Regions from separate parts of the Homo sapiens genome. Here region 2 is linked to region 1. A link is a loop called in an ENCODE intact Hi-C map of the cell type or tissue named here. Cell type or tissue: PC-9. All regions are shown on one strand. Links, peaks and the distances in the headings refer to the core of each region. The heading gives the core; the rest is flanking DNA.

The links. A loop is a pair of places that touch in the nucleus more often than their neighbours do. Peaks named below come from ENCODE experiments on the same cell type or tissue, not always from the same donor. Only the 100,000 strongest peaks of a DNase experiment are listed, where the experiment ranks them.
Region 2: it touches region 1 in a loop (2.1-fold over the local background); 1 of 110 quality-filtered maps calls a loop at or near these places.

The regions. Positions count from the first base shown.
Region 1 is chr12:78,911,862-78,919,985 of GRCh38, forward strand. All of the region lies in intron 1 of SYT1 (synaptotagmin 1), which reads left to right. The region is part of intron 6 of LOC105369863 (a long non-coding RNA gene); the gene reads right to left. Among named protein-coding and RNA genes, the nearest start is that of SYT1, 51 kb to the left of the region's middle. In PC-9, for the core only: no CTCF peak of the experiment used is centred there; a DNase peak (open chromatin) is centred at 3,310; H3K27ac peaks cover 822 bases.
Region 2 is chr12:79,081,353-79,089,380 of GRCh38, forward strand. The region is part of intron 3 of SYT1 (synaptotagmin 1); the gene reads left to right. LOC105369863 (a long non-coding RNA gene) reads right to left here. Exons shown (of 7, transcript XR_007063385.1): 3 at 1-8,028. Among named protein-coding and RNA genes, the nearest start is that of SYT1, 220 kb to the left of the region's middle. In PC-9, for the core only: no CTCF peak of the experiment used is centred there; no DNase peak of the experiment used is centred there.

The DNA of each region.
Region 1 (8,124 bases), core at 2,137-4,636:
AGAGGCTCCCCATTGGGACTACCTACTTTGTTAAATTACTAAATGTGATGAATATTTGTTGACAATAGTACCTAAAAATTTGTATTAATAGAATCATAAAGTCTTCTACAAGGCTCAAAGTCCAACATAATTGATGACATCGTGTCTGACTTCCAATATTCATGACTTCCCAGGTGAGTTTCCATATTTCTGAAAGTTTTCTCTGTAACACTTGGAAAATACAATTTAGAATTGGGATATATAAGAAAGATAATATCAGGGATGGAATGTTAGGTGTATCTGTCATTTGTGATATTTTACAAAGTGAAAATAGATTTATTCATATATTTTTACCCCATCTTCTTCCTTTCGTATTCTTTTTTTCTTCTTGTTCTCTTTAAGAAATGAATACCTAATGTTTATTCCGTACTGTACAAGGCACTAGATGATAAATAGAAAAAGGAAATTATGAGATAATGATAAATACACTGAAATTGCTGAAAAAGAAAGGCTATGTCAGAATGAATAAAGATAAGGTTAAAGAGAATAGCATTGAGAGGACAGGTATGATAGATACTTTTGAATGCAAGGCTGAGACGTGGTGGAGAATAAAGCAGCATTGAAAAAAATAACATTTAACAGAGATTTCCTAGCAGCTCTGTGAAGGTCTAAAAATAAAGAGAGTTTGGTTATTGTAATAATCTGGATATCAATTTTAGGAAGTGTATATAAATGAAAATCATTATGTAATGGAAGTAGTCTGAAGACTCAGTAATCAACAGGGGCATGCAAAGGTAAAGGCAGTGAATTTGGAAATAACAGGAACTTTTTAAAAAAGATGCTTTAAAAGGGAGATGTTTTAAATAAGTAAAATTATAATTATTGGCTTATTGGGCATCATGTGTTGGTAGGACATCTAAGTGTTCATATAATAAGCAGGAGAAAATGCTCACACACTTGGGGTTGCCCTGTAACTCACCTCAAATTATCACTGGGAATACCCACTTAGTAACTAGCATTTTCTAAGAGATGCTCTACATTGATAAATACAAGTGAAAATGTCCATTGATTGAAAATATGTTACACATCTATTAGATTTATTTACATAAGACTGGAAAGTTATATTTTACTTCTAATTATAAGTAAAGTTATTTTTAATATATTCACTTCTACTGGATGTTATTGAGTCTATTCTTAGATTACCTAAATAGAACATTTCAACTTTGTCACAGAAAATGTACACAATAATCTTGATTTTCCATTTAAAATTCTTATGAAGAAGGCTTATTTTTAAGAACTAAATTCTAAATTTTATTTCTCTGTTCTTCATAGATATGTTTTATTTAATTATTGAATTTATTTTGTTTTCTTTCAAAATAATTTTTAAGCATATTCATTTTGCATCAATCTACACTCATTGTAAAATCTAACATTGACTTATAGCTATTAGTTAATTTTAAACTAAGCAAAATACACTCTTTTTGTCTTATTAATTGTGTATTTGAGAAGATCCATAAACTTTGAAAAAATTCTATTTCTTCAAGAAACAATTTTTAAACTTCTATATAATGAAATATTAAATACTTTATTATAGTTAAGGAACTTTATATATTTTTTCTCTAGATCTCATAATGATTTAAAATCCATACATGCTTCAAAAATGCTTTAGTATGCTCATTTCTCCAATTGTTTAACTGAAAAATATCCTGTAATGAGGTCAGTGATTATTTTTTATAAAATGCAGAATTCCTCATTCATTCTTTACTCTGAATAAGTATTTAAGTAGCTTTTTCCAGTATGAGTTGTTTGTTTATGCTTTGCTTGATTGATAATCAGATTCTTTACAACTTTTATTTGATCTTGTAAAATATGTGATTTATTTAACACAATGGTGGGTACATGAAATGATTAAACTAATAGTAATTACAGTCTAACCATTAACCAGTGATATAGATGGTGAACAAATCAACCTTATGTATCACTAGTCACATACATGGGGATATTGGAAGGGTATCTTGCTATCCAAAATATTTATTGTGTCTCTAGGAGTCTCATAAAAATTTAAGTATCTTGGGAAAAATGGGTATGTTGTAAAGGGCATTGAATTGGGTTTGCCTTGAGAAAATCAGTTAATTTCTTTAAGTTTCAGTTTCTTCATTTGTGACATACAGATAATAATTTTTACCTATTTCACAATGTTATTCTGACTATAAATTAGATAATATAGGTAAATTTATCAAAATAAAAAGATGATATTAATGTTCAATTAATTATTCTTTTGATCACCTATCAAATTAATCACTAATCAAAATTCTGAGGATATACATATATATATATAAAAGTAAATTTTCAAAGGGGCATTGGGAAATGATTGTGGATCTTTTACATTGGAGAAATGGGTATTGCAGTGAAGATACCCTGGAAACTATTTCTGTGAGTGGGAAAAAGATGGCTTGTGGTGCTGATAATGAAGAGTGAGGTGCATAACTGGGACTAGAAACACAATGGAAAAATTCTATTTCCTGGTTTGTCCTGGAATCTATTCTGATAACAGTCTATGGCCTCTGCACAGATGTTTTCATATGGATTAGCCACCAAGCAGTTTAATGCATTAAGCCTACTATAACAGCAACAAATTATAATTTGTTTGTATTGATGCACATGTTAGATAGATAGATGATAGATATGTGAGTATAGATAGATAGAGCGATAGATGATAGATAGGTAGATAGGTAGATCGATAGAGAGACAGATGTTTCCACTTAAATGCCCTCATTTACATAAGTTTAAATAGACATATGAATTACAGCTCAGGCTGATTTGACTTCATTTATGGTTCCTATACCTTTTGATGTTTGCCTAAAGATATATTCAGCTTAAGTGCTATATTAGGAATATTTATTTTTCTTCTTATAAAATCTCTGAATTCAAGAATATTATTTTGTTTTCTATGTATTTTTATGTATTAATTCATGTAATTAAATATGTACACTTGTGAGATATGTACACAGAATACAGAGTTTGTACATATGCAGACAATTATAATACAAAAGTGAAGATTACAAATGCCACATTAGTCATACAGAATGTTTGGGGATTCCAAAGAGGGTGTGATGACTTCTCACAGGTGGTGAAAGTGGGCATCTTAGAGGAAGTGTCTTCTGAGCTGTGCCTTGAAAGATAACTAGTAATCTCTTTAAAAAGATAGACTGGAACTCAACTATGAGCTATTGAACGTTTTAAAATAGAAAGGTGATGTCATCAGAGAGATGCTTTAGGAAGATTGAAGTAGTGGCTTGAACCAGGTGGACTGGAAGGCAGGGAATGACTCTGCAGGTAAAAATGCAGTCAGATCACTATTTTAATAATAGATCAAAGGTTCCCAAGCACTGAACCCCCTGCTACAGAAGCATCTGCAGAGACTTTTGAACTGCAAATTTCCAGGCCCCTCCTCAGGGCCTAATTCAGTGGGTCTAAGATATAGCCCCAGAAGTAATATTAAAAACCTGCAGAGTGATTTTGATGCATAGCCAAGGTTAAGAACCACAGGCTGCAATGAAAAAGCTCTGGCCTCGCTGATAGACTCGAAGGAGGGTGAGAAGACAAGACAATGGGGTCAAAAAAGAAAAAAAATGTAGAAATGACACAGAAGATATTTTCTTTCCTGTTGTCCAAATTTCAAAATGATAATTTCCACTATTTGAATTTAATAAAATACACTTGCCAAAAAGTTTGTCTTATATATGTATTTGTCTGTATTTTATCTATAGATGTATTGAATGGTTCTTTTCCTGCCATTTTTCTCTTATTTAAAAAACAACAAAATTTGTCTGAATAAGCTTACAATATTTCTTTTTTTTCTATTTATTCTGGCTAGAATTTTGAAAATGTTTTAAAATTTTATGTCCTTTTACAATTACATTGATATTTAAAATGACTCTGCTTCTTACCATGGATATTTTTAAGAAGAAAAATATCAGTTGATGAGAAAGAAAACCACTATGCTTGAGACCATTTTCAGGGCTTTGTTATCTACTTTTCATCCCAAATTCTATATATTTTTATTAAGATTCCCTAATGCATAAGGATAGAAATTGTATTTGTAAATGCTAACTTAAAATACCAGTATTTAATTATGTTGTGTTGATAGGGATGATTTATTCTAGACTTTAATCGGATGTTTTTGTACCTAAATGAAATTTAGTCTTATTTTAATTAAATGGTAGAACATGCCAAAAATGATGGGTAAAACTAGAAGAAATGAACCCCAACGGAAGACTCCGGTTTCAGTTATCAGTTTTGTAGCTGTAAAGTAGTTAAGCTCTGTGGTTGAACCTGCCAGACAGGCATTAACATTATGGTATAGGATTCATCTGCTGAGATAAGATTTTCTCTTATTTAACTTTATTGAAATGTCTGAATAAATCACTAAGCCAAACGTATGGTTTCTTGTTTAAAATATATTAAAATCATGGCATAAAACAAAATTCTCATGTGAAGTAAATAATAAAAATAATTGTGAATGTATCATTCAAAACATTTTTTCAATAAAAAATGTTTGAGGAGAGCTCAGATTTGGTTACTGAAACCAATATTCCTTTGATAACTTATTTCTCTTTTTTGTTTCAAAGTTCAGACTAGTTAAATTGACTTATTTCTCTCTTATCCTACTTTTTTGTAGTCTTGCAACTAAATAAATTTAGTTATTACTTATTGATCTGTTCGCTTGAACCATCTGACATTTTTTCCTATTGTGTACATATAAAATAAGCAAAGTATCCTTTATTTATAAAGGACTTGGTTAATTGTACCCAATGAAACTATCAAAACCTTTTTTAATTACTTCTAAAACTCTATTCTCTGTTCAAGTCTCCGTGTTTAATATTTAATATTGAAACCATAGTGTTTACTGTTTTGCTACCTAATTTCTTTTTAAAGACTTTATTTTTTAGAGCACTTTTAGTTTCACAGACAAAATTGAGAGGCAGGTACAGAGATTTCCTATGTACCCCCATTCTCACAGATTCATTTCTTTTTTAAAAATATAAACTTGAAAACTTTTCTTTTTACAATCTTAATATAAATTCTCAAAGCATTTACAATTGTCCCTGTCCTTTATTAGAAAATTCTCGCCCAGGCTGGAGTGCAGTGGCATGATGATGACTCATTGAAGCCCTGACCTCAAAAGCAATCCTACCACTTCAGCCACCCAAGTACCTGGGACCACAGGCATGCACCACCATGCAGAGCTATTTTTTTTATATTTTGTAGGAAATAAAAGAAAGAAAGTTCTTTCCTATATTGAGTTGAAATGTTTTCTTATATTTCCACCAATAGCTCAATCCCTTGTGGCTACACAGAACAAATCTTACCCTACACGGCAGCCTTTCAAGAATTTGAAGACAGTTGTATTTATCCTCCTACATCGTCTCTGCTCTTGGCAGTTTTTCATGAGTCATGGCTTTGAATTCTTTATCATCCTGTCTTCTGAATGTATCCCAATTAGTTTCCATACCCAAAGTTGACTGTAGGACCCAGTTTTAGTCTGAACATCACAGCAAAAGGAACAATGAGAGCACTTGGACACAAGAAGGGGAACATCACACACTGGGGCCTGTGGTGGGGTGAGGGGAGTGGAGAGGGATAGCATTAGGAGGTGTACCTAATGTAAATGACGAGTTAATGGGTGCAGCACACCAACATGGCACAAGTATACATATGTAACAAACCTGCACGTTGTGCACATGTACCCTAGAACTTAAAGTATAATAAAAAAATTTCAAAAAAAAAAAAAGGAAAACCAATTTTGTTCTTGAGAATAAATTTCCGTTAACACCCCTTGCTGCCCACCCACACATCCCCACAAACCTGCCTAATGAGATTAGCTTTGAAGATGGTTGTTTTGTAATCTTGACTCATATTGAATTTAAGGTTGACGAGAATTGGGCCTTGGACAGAACTAAAGCCTACGTTGTTGGATAGCCTAAAACACAAAATTTGTTAACTCTTAAGAATTAATGTTTTATATGGAACAAAGTCTTTCAGGAATTCTAAAAGTCATACATCAATAAAGAGATTTTTATGTCTTTGGTAAGGCTTTTAAGTACTGTCATATTAAATCCTCCCTAAAATAATTTAGCTCAGAAATGTACAAGCAATATTAACACAGGTTTTTTTGCTTAAATAGTTCATTAGCCTCTGTAACTTCTTGAATATAAAAAATAATGCCAGGATTTTTTTAAGGTGTCTTTAAATCTGCTAGCAAGTTAAAGAAAAGGTTAAACTTTTTCAGACGCTATGCTTTAATGAAAACAACAGAAGACACATGTTTTATTGTAAATAAGTAGATAACTTTTCTATTAAGATTTGGAGCAAGGCTATGCACCATACATGCTCTGAGTGGGCTTGATTCCTCCAGGGAAGAGGCCAGGAAAGCATTGATGTGAAAACAGCCTTTCCCTTGCCATTCTCTCCATTCCAGGCAGGTTATCTGCCAAGAAGCTCATCCCTATCTGTAAAACTGCCAGCATCAGTTCATGCAGCATTCATGTGTAATTTGCTTTTTCTGGAGAGCCATACCAGGGCAGAGTTGACTGATTGAGGGAATTAAAAGCTACAGACTCTGGGACAGGAGGGCTGCCCTGTGGGTATATGAGCTGGTTACATTTTGGCCCCTTTTCAAACCAGGGATATGCAACTCTTGATATGTATGGGAAAGGCAGAACTGCCAATACTGACAGCGCTCCTGAGCAGCGCAAATGCTCCACATGGCAAATGCATCATTCACAGAGGACTCATCAGAGCAGCACCCAGAAAAAAACCAAACAGAGCAATACACAGAGAGACCAACTGGGGCCAGATTTTGTATATAAAACATTCCTCGTAGAGTGACTTATAATGGGTAGAAAAAGGATACGTCCTGAATGGCAAACTATTATAGTACTGATTATAGTACATCCATACAAAGAAATATCATGCATTTATGTATGATGATGGTAAAGAAAAACCTTTAAGATCTTCAGGAGAAATGTTTATGACATACTAAATTAAATATTAAATTTCAGTGCAGTATGTATATTGTTACCTCATTTTTAAATTCTTAACTAATTTATTTGGAAAGAAAAATGGTAATTAAGATCAAGATGTGGAGACAGGACAAATGAAAGATTATAACGAAAATTTTAAAAGAGGCCAGGAAAGCATTGATGTGAAAACAACCTTTGAGATGACAGAGTTATTGATGACTTTTCATGATTATTAATTCCTGTCTTTGTGCTCCTATGTGTTATGCAAATATTCCACAGACAATAAAGTTACTCCTTTTGTAATGAAAGTCTGTGTAATTAAATTTTTTTTAAAAAAAGTTGTGACAGGTATAAAAGTTTCTGGTTTATGAACAATAAAAACTACCTCTGGGGACCTTGAGCAAAATAATGATGGGTTAGAAGGCTATTAAAGAACTCCTAGAATCTGCTGGGTGGCTAGATCCAAGCTTCTGAAGGATGTCAAGGGAAGCTCCATACCAGGTGAGACCAGGGAGCTGAACACAAAGCTGGATCAGGCAGACCAAGAGAATAGTCTGGCTACAACTCTTCCACTTGACAATCGATCTGTGCCACAGCCTTTGACCCCTGGGCTGTCCTGCCATGAATAATCGTTAGTTCCCCTTACATTTTTGCTTTGCTTTGCCAAGAAACAAAAACTTAAGGTGGTGTAGTATATATGCAGTATATATTACCACCCCATTTCCCATGGCATATGCCGATGTCTGAGCTTCCAGGGACTTGCATGTATATTTACTGCTTCCTTTGGCTTCTAGTGAAGGCATTTCTCATATTTTGAGATTTCTGTAACTCCCTGCCTCCAATAGAAAGGTGTTGGATGCTAAGTAGTGGCAAATGTCCTGCACATGAAATGTTGGAATAGAAGATAAAGTATTGTGTTAGTACGTCTCTGGATATTTTTAAAATCCTTAAAATAAATTTTTACCTGTCCAAGAAAGTCTAATTGTGTGTGCCACAATTCCTAAGACTCTAGAACATTTCCATAATTTGTATTATATATGTCAAGCATAATACAAATACATTGTCCTAGTGATCAATGTGTGATCTGATTTATGTATGCATTGCCAGCCTCAGACACCAT
Region 2 (8,028 bases), core at 2,128-4,627, 170 kb after region 1:
TCTGAGACACTGTTATGTCACACAAATTCACTTTTTTTTTTTTTTTTGACAGAATCTCACTCTATCACCCAGGCTGGAGTGCAGTGGCATGATCTTGGCTCACTACAACCTCTGTCTCCTGGTTAATCTGATTCTCCTGCCTCAGCCTCCCAAGTAGCTGGGGTTATATGCACCTGCCACCATACCCAGCTAATTTTTTTATTTTTTAGTGGAGACGGGTTTCATCATGTTGGCCAGTCTAGTCTCAAACTCCTGCTCTCAGGCAATCAGCCCACCTTGGCCTCCCAAAGTGCTGGGCTTACGGGTGTGAGCCACGGTGCCCAGCCCAAGTTCACTTTTTCTACAAGTGACATGTGAGGCCTATTCTGTATCTAGTCATTCGTCCTCATTTCTCTCTGTATTCCACAGTTTCTTCTTCCTATCAAATTTAAAATTAACAATTTGTTTCTCTGATGGAGCATATTCTCTGTCAATTCAAGTACTTCTGCTCTGCTTTCCCCAGGAGCTTCTAAGAGCACAAGTGACTGCTTTACCATTGAATTCATCTCACTGTAAAGGAGTATTTGTCACAATAAGCCTCTTATTTTCAAACCTGAAATAAATACAAAAATATATAGAAAAAATAGAAAATTATTTTTCTACAAAATAGAAGTAGTACATACATTGACATTAAAACTTTTTCCTACTGAAACTATTGTGGCCAAGATGAATAATGTAGTAAGCTGGACCTCAAATGCCCATCTATTGAAAGGCTTGTGTGAATTCAACACAGATTTTGGAAGGAATTTTGACCTTTTATAGATGCTTTCTTAGAGAGGAAGTTATATAGCCTTTTTTCAGAGTTTTGTCATTTTTTAATCTTTTATTATTTTTAAAAATGTTTGTGGGTTGGTGTCCTTTGTCTTCTTTTCTGTATGTTTCCACAAAGGCTTAGAGACCCATCTCCCACTCAACAGTCTGCAAGAAGTAGCTTCAATAAACATCACAGGATAGCAACTTTCCAGGGAGAATAAGAAAATCTAATCATTCATTTATTAGTTCATTTACCATAAATTTTTGTGCACCTACTATATCCCAGGAAGTACCCTAAGCACAAGTATGTTAGCTCTGAACAGACATGATCCCTATCCTCAGGAAACTGGTACAACAGAGCAGAAGTCAGACAATAAATGAATAAGAAAATAATATATACATAAACATATACCTTATAATATGTGTTACGAAGAAAATAAGTTGAGCAGTGATGGAAAATAGCTATCAGAGAATTATGGGAAGAGGATGGCTTGAATATATCCCTGAACCCTTGCTGCTTGCTGTATCTGAGCCAATCAGCTGCTAAGGCCTCCTGCCCTGCTGAACTATTGAAAGAAAGAGCTAAGGCAAGAATTTTTACTTCATGAGCCAAGGAAGAGGCAGGGACCAGTTAGGGGAGGTCCAAGGTGAGGCCCCAGTGCATGTGTTAGATTCTGAGAAAAGCCTGGCCTGAGGGGTATATGAGCTAAACCTGCCTGTGAGAATGGTCCTTGCCAGGTGAACACGTCTTCTCAGGCTTTGAGTAGCTTCCAGGTAAAGGAAAAATTTTTTAATGAAAAAACAAAAATAAAATAAGCAATAAAAGAAATGATTGTCAAAGATAACTCCAAGAGGATTAAAAGAAACAAACAGACACAAATGAAAAAAAAGGTAAAAAACATGAAAGAACAAGTCAAGACTAAGAAAATATATTTAAAAAACAAATAAATAATCCAGAAGAAAAATAGGTAAAAGATAACATCAGATATTTCATTGAGGAAAAAATTATAATGTCAATAAATATATCAAACGTTAAAGCTCACTAGCAACTTCTGAAATATTAATAAAGGAGGTTGATTGAAATTAATTAATTTTTAAAAACCAAGGTACTAGTGAAGATGTGAAAAGATAAGACTTATATACATTACTGACTGAAGTATAAATTAGTACCACTGCAAAGGAGAGTATCTTCAAAACACCTGGTGAATTTGAACAGGCTTATGAGCTATGACTCAGCAGTTTTAGTAGATGAATCCCCTAGAGTAGCTCCCACACATTTCCATAAGGAGTTATGGGCCAGGATGCTCAGGTCAGCTCCCTTTGTAAAGGTGAAACATAGCAACAACATAATTATTTTTAGTAAGAAAACAGATAAATAGTATTGGCTGAAAAATACTATACTAGCCATATGATTTTTAAAAAGCAAATTGCTAAAAATAAGAGTATTAAAGTATTTAAAGTTGTAAAACGTATATTAATGTAAAAAATGCATTTATATACAATCTTTAAGTCTAGAAAATAGCATTACATATATTGTTTATATAGATATCCATATTTTATGAAATATAAAATTATGTGGAGATGTAATATACACCAACTTCAGCAAAATGATTGCATTTGAGAAGGAAGGGAGGGCAAAATAATAGAAGAAGCTTTAGCTGATATCTAATATTTGATTCTTGGAGAGAGAGAACACTGATGCAAAGATGTCAACACGAACATCTTTGTGTTCATGGAAGTGGACATCCTTTGTAATATTATTTTTGTATTTCATAAAATCAAAATCACAATGGAAGATTCACAAATGAGCATATCTCCTAACAAGAACTAAAACAGCAGTTTGTCAAGGAGAGAGGCAGGTTGAGGGTGTCCTATGTCACAGAAGTGCATATGTATAGAGTAGCTGTTGGTGTGCTTTGAGATCAGGTGTGGAGCAGTTCAGATGTAACTATTTACCAGATGTGAATTTTTTAAAAGAGTTATTTCTCCTTTTAAAGATTCATTATTTTCATTAATAAAGTGGAATCTACTTCACAGTACTGTGATGCAATGTACTAATATTGCCTATATAAAACAATTGTCACTATGCCTAGAATAAATATTCCATAAATGTTGATGGACACATAGTTTATTCATTCATCTAGATATTATTAAAATTTCAGGAATAAAAACATAATTAGCATAAAGATATTATGAGGGTAAATGGTACTTTAATAGTGAGAATTAGTTGAACATACACTAGTCTCCAACTACCTTACATAATTAACCTGATACCCTCCAAATAACCATGCAGTGGTGACTCCATCATTCTATGTAAGGAGACCGAGACTCCAAGAGGCTCAGTGCTTTGCCTAAATCTGAGGTCCAGATTAAAGTCCATATCTGACTGCTGCACTCTTTCACTTTTAGTGATATTCACACTGGACTTGCAGAGGATATGACAGCTTAAAAACATTTGAGAACCATAATTCTACACTACATGCTCTTTATGAATACTAGTAGATGTTTTCTAAGGTTCAGAGGAAGGCCTGTACAATTGGCCAATCTATAACTTTGATACCAGTGTAATATATCAATTATATACTACAAGTAAAATTTTAAAAAGAACAAAATTGTTTAACCTTAAGCTTATGATTTAATTTTTTTGATGTGTATTATAGAATTTGATATAGATAAAGTAGTTAATCAGATGTATAAAGAAAATAATACAGGTTGAGTATCCTGTAGCCAAAATGCTTGGGACCAGAAGTGTTTTGAATTTTTTGATTTTTTTCAAACTTTGGAATATTTGATATACATAAAGGGATATCTTGGGTTTGGGACCCAAATCTAAACACAAGATTCATTTATATTTCATAGAGTACTTATACACATGACCTGAAGATAATTTTATACAATATTTTTTAAAATTTTTGTATGAAGCAAAGTTTGTGTATGTTGAACTATCAGAAAGCAGAGGTGTCACTGTCTCAGCCACCTATGTGGACAACCTGTAGTTGTTTGGCATCACCATCATTCCTGACTCTGAATTTATATGCTAATGATAAGCAATCATTTTCTTGCAGTTACTCACACATAAGTATTAGCAGTAAGAAATATGACATACCATTACTACAGTGAAAAATTAATGTGGCAGAGGTGGAATTTTCCACTTGTGGCGTCATGTCTGTGCTCAAACAGTTTCAAGTTTTGAAGCATTTCAGATTTTGGATTTTTGTGTTAGTGATGCTCAGCCTATACAAAAATGACTCTTATGCTTGAAAATCTTAGTCCGTCTCTTCTGGTTTTTAAGTCATCCAGGAAGTTTATATGTGGTGGAAAATGCAACTGGCCATGTCCCAGGGCAGACACCTCCTCCAGTGCTCACAGTGGAGGCCACTGAAGTGTTATGACCATGTTCTGTCAGTGATGTGTACCTTTCTTTGGGCTCACAATGGCATAGAAAGATGTAACCAAAGTCTAGGGAATTGGGTCCTAATTAGAGAACTGCCAGTAACCAGGAGTAGGACCATAACACCTGGGACTCTGAGCTTCACCTCTCCAGGCTCCAGTTTCCTCATCTATGTAAATGAAAACATTGAACAAGAACAATACAGCAGTTATCAGGTCTGTTTTGACTCCTACAGTCCTTTATTCACTTGAAATTTTAAGCAAATGTTAAATATGTAAACCTGAGCCTGAGATGGGACTTTGAGTACTCTCCCCAAATCCTCAGAGACATTTCAAGAAGCACTTTGGAACAACTCAGAGAAATCTTTGTAAAAATTAGTGGACAAGATGAACTCTAAGATTAAATTAATTAAGGAGAAAATTGAGGGTCCCATAATATGATCACCAGGTTTGAATCCCAGATCTTCCAGTTACTAGTCAGTCTGAATATTGACTAAATTACTTAACTACTCTACAAGCAGTTTACTAACCTTACAGGATTATTGTGAATATTAATTAAGATAATTCATGTGAAGCACTTAGAAAAGAATCTAGAACATAAAGAAGAAATCAATAAAGTGATCTGTGATCAATTTACCATCACCATCATCATCATCATCATTGTTATATAAATGTGATCAAATACATGAGAAAAACCTAACACTTGTCTGGCACAAGGGAGCTGTGTATAGGTATATGTGTGTGTGTGAGCCTGTGACTAATTTTTTAGCCTCCGTCATTTTTCCTACTTTCCTGTCAAGATATCTACTCTCTATCAGGCACTAGAAATATAAAATGTGATTAGTTTAGATTAAAAGATACTGAGGAATGAAGTACCAATCTCAGAACACGGTGACGAAAAATATTTTCTGCAGATTAAAATGAATATTGAACTAATAGCATTTTTGTTAGAAACTTTCTTTCATCCCCAGAAGTTTAGTATTCCCTTTTCTGGACATTTTAGTGGTTGAATCATTCCTGGCTTCGCAGGATGTGAAATGTTCATTAAAAGAAGCATCATGGTTACTGCCTTGTAAAGATGATCCTAACAGCTTAGTTCTTTGTGAACTATTTGTGTGTTGGCTTGCCGTGACTTTGCACAAGTTAGCCACTGAAGCAGAAAAATCACTGCCGGGGTTGTCAAATATCATTGGTGCAAGGTGCCTTTCTGTGTGCCTGGCTGAGCAGCTTCCAATGACATGTGATGTGGGGTTTTCTCCCAAGGCTGTTGCGTGCTGTGTGCAGCATATCTAAGCTGAAAAACTAATGCATGGCCGGGTATTCTTGGTAGGCCTCCAGGCATTTCACATTCATTTATAAAATGCCTTTTTTCTACTTCAAATTAATCTTATGTTCTTTCCAATCACCATTGTAATACTCTTTTGACTTTATATTCTGACAAGCTTGAAATAGCCTGATAGGATTGAACTAAAGTATAAAAAACCAGAGTTACAACAGTCAGAAACAAATGAAAAACTGAAACCGAGTCTGCAGCGTTACCTTCACAGCTGTGTTAGTACACAATTCGGGCCTTTTCTAGCTTTATGATTCTAAAATATGTCTTTGTTTTGAATTAAGTTGCTGGCATTATGTTTGCAGAGCAGTTAATCCATCTCCAAAATTTGTAATAGTCATGGTTATTCTGTGACTTTCATTGCAAATGGAACTTCAGTGTCAGGTTTATGGGACAGCTATTAAAAAAGCAGAAGGAGAGTTATCACAAGTCTCTTATGGAACTCGTTAACTTATGGTAATTAATCTAAATAGGACATTTATTTGAATTCTATCTCAGGAAACCAAATGAACTTTCTCTTCTTGAATGTGCAGTTTAATGCTCATTTATGTTAATATTATATTTCTTTAAGTTGTTAGTCACAATTTGTGTTGCTGTCTCATCTATTCATCTAACAAGCATGTATTTGGCACCTCCTGTATGTCTGACTTGTAATTGAGTGATGAATAGGACTAGTTCCTGTCCTCAGAGAGTTCCTAGTCTGGTGGAGGGGAAGCTTTGCAGGCAAAGAATGAGTAAGGTGCATCAAGCCCAGTGGTGAGTAACATACACCAGGCAGAGGGATAACAGAAGAGAATGGCATTAACTCATTCTGGGAGTTGAAGGAACACTTTCTGAAGAAAGTGATGTCTCAGCTGGATGAAAAGGAGTAAAATAGTGACAATCCATGATAGAAGCTCAGGTATAGTAATTTGTTAACCAAAATATTCCAAGTGAAAGTAATTGAAATAGGGCATCTGAACAATTTGCATGGGGCTTTATATTTAACACTTTCCTGCTTTCAACTGTTCATTTTTTCCTCCCTCTTACAGAAACTCCCTGAGATACACAAACTGATATTCCTCTGAGTTTTCAAGTTGGAGAACTGGCCCTTAGGGTACACTCAGTGACTATTAGTTGAATGGGATAACACAACCAATATTTATTGAGTGCCTACTGCCTCTCTGTGCCTTAATTCTTTATTTGTAAAATTAGCATAATAACCAGGCCTCTCTCCTATGATTATGGTAAGGAAAAAATGAGATTAATATGTTATTAACATAGACTAGCATTGGTCTCAAAATCAGGGTTATATAAGCCAGTTATTATTACTAGTAACTGCTACTGGTTATTAATTAGTTATTATTAGTAACTGGCTAGTTACTAGCCAGTTATTATTACTAGTAATTTTCTAGATAACAAGAAGTTGGTTTAGGGGTGAAGGGAATCTTCCTTACCCCCTTCGGAAGGTTCAATAATTTGAGTCTGTAAAACAAACTGACAATAGACAGGTTAACAGGAAACAGGCATACAAAACGATACTAGTAATAATAATTAGTAGAGACATGCCACGCACTGTTTTAGGCACTGAACGTCAGCAGAGCAAAGGCTGGCTTTCATGCAGTTTAAACCGTGTGGCCAGAGCGGAGTGGCTGAGGAAGGGAGTAAATAAAAAGAAACGAAGTTGAAAGACTTGCTGGAGGAGGGAAAGGCACAGATTACAGAGGGATTTATAAGCCATGGTGAGACTTCAAAATTTTAAGCCAAGAAGGAACCTGATCTAACTTAGGTTTTAAAAGAATTACTTATGCACTCTGAATAGATTGGAGGAGCGCAAACATGGAGAGAACAGAAGAATCAGAAGGTTATTCAGATCACAGTGGCTTTGGGCCTGTGTGTGTGTGTGTGTGTGTGTGTGTGTGTGTGTGTGTGTATGTGTGTGTGTGTGAGGGGGCAGAGAGAAGTGGTCAAAATCTGGATATATTTTGGAGGTTTACTAGGCAGAATTCACTAATGGAGTAGATATGTGGCATTCAACAAAGAGAGGTTCCAGAATTTTGGCCTAAGCAGAAAAATAGAAGCTTCCATTTCTTGAGATGGGAGAAGATTTATGAGGAAGAAAACTGGCTTCAAGAATGAAAATTTCCATTTTAGACATGTTAATAATAAATCAGTGAATATAATATGGTATTGCAAAAGACCAAGGAATTAACCTGGGTTAGGAAAGATGGATAGAGATAAAAGAGAAAAGAATGTGAGAAAGATGTTACTATGGCTTCAAGATCCAAGGTGAGAAATGGGAGACAATAAGGCTCATAAAAGAGAAATCTGTTTGGATCTGAATCAGAAAGATCACACAGTATAGTAATGAGAATTAAAACTGCACAGAAACAATCAGGGTTTAGAAGGCTAAAGTGGACAATTTGAACTCATTTACTAGTAGCTTGGCAACAGTTAAAATTTTCAAAACAAGCTGATTTGAGCTAAGTCTCTTAGCATTCACCACATTATACTGAGTTATCTATTTCTGTGTT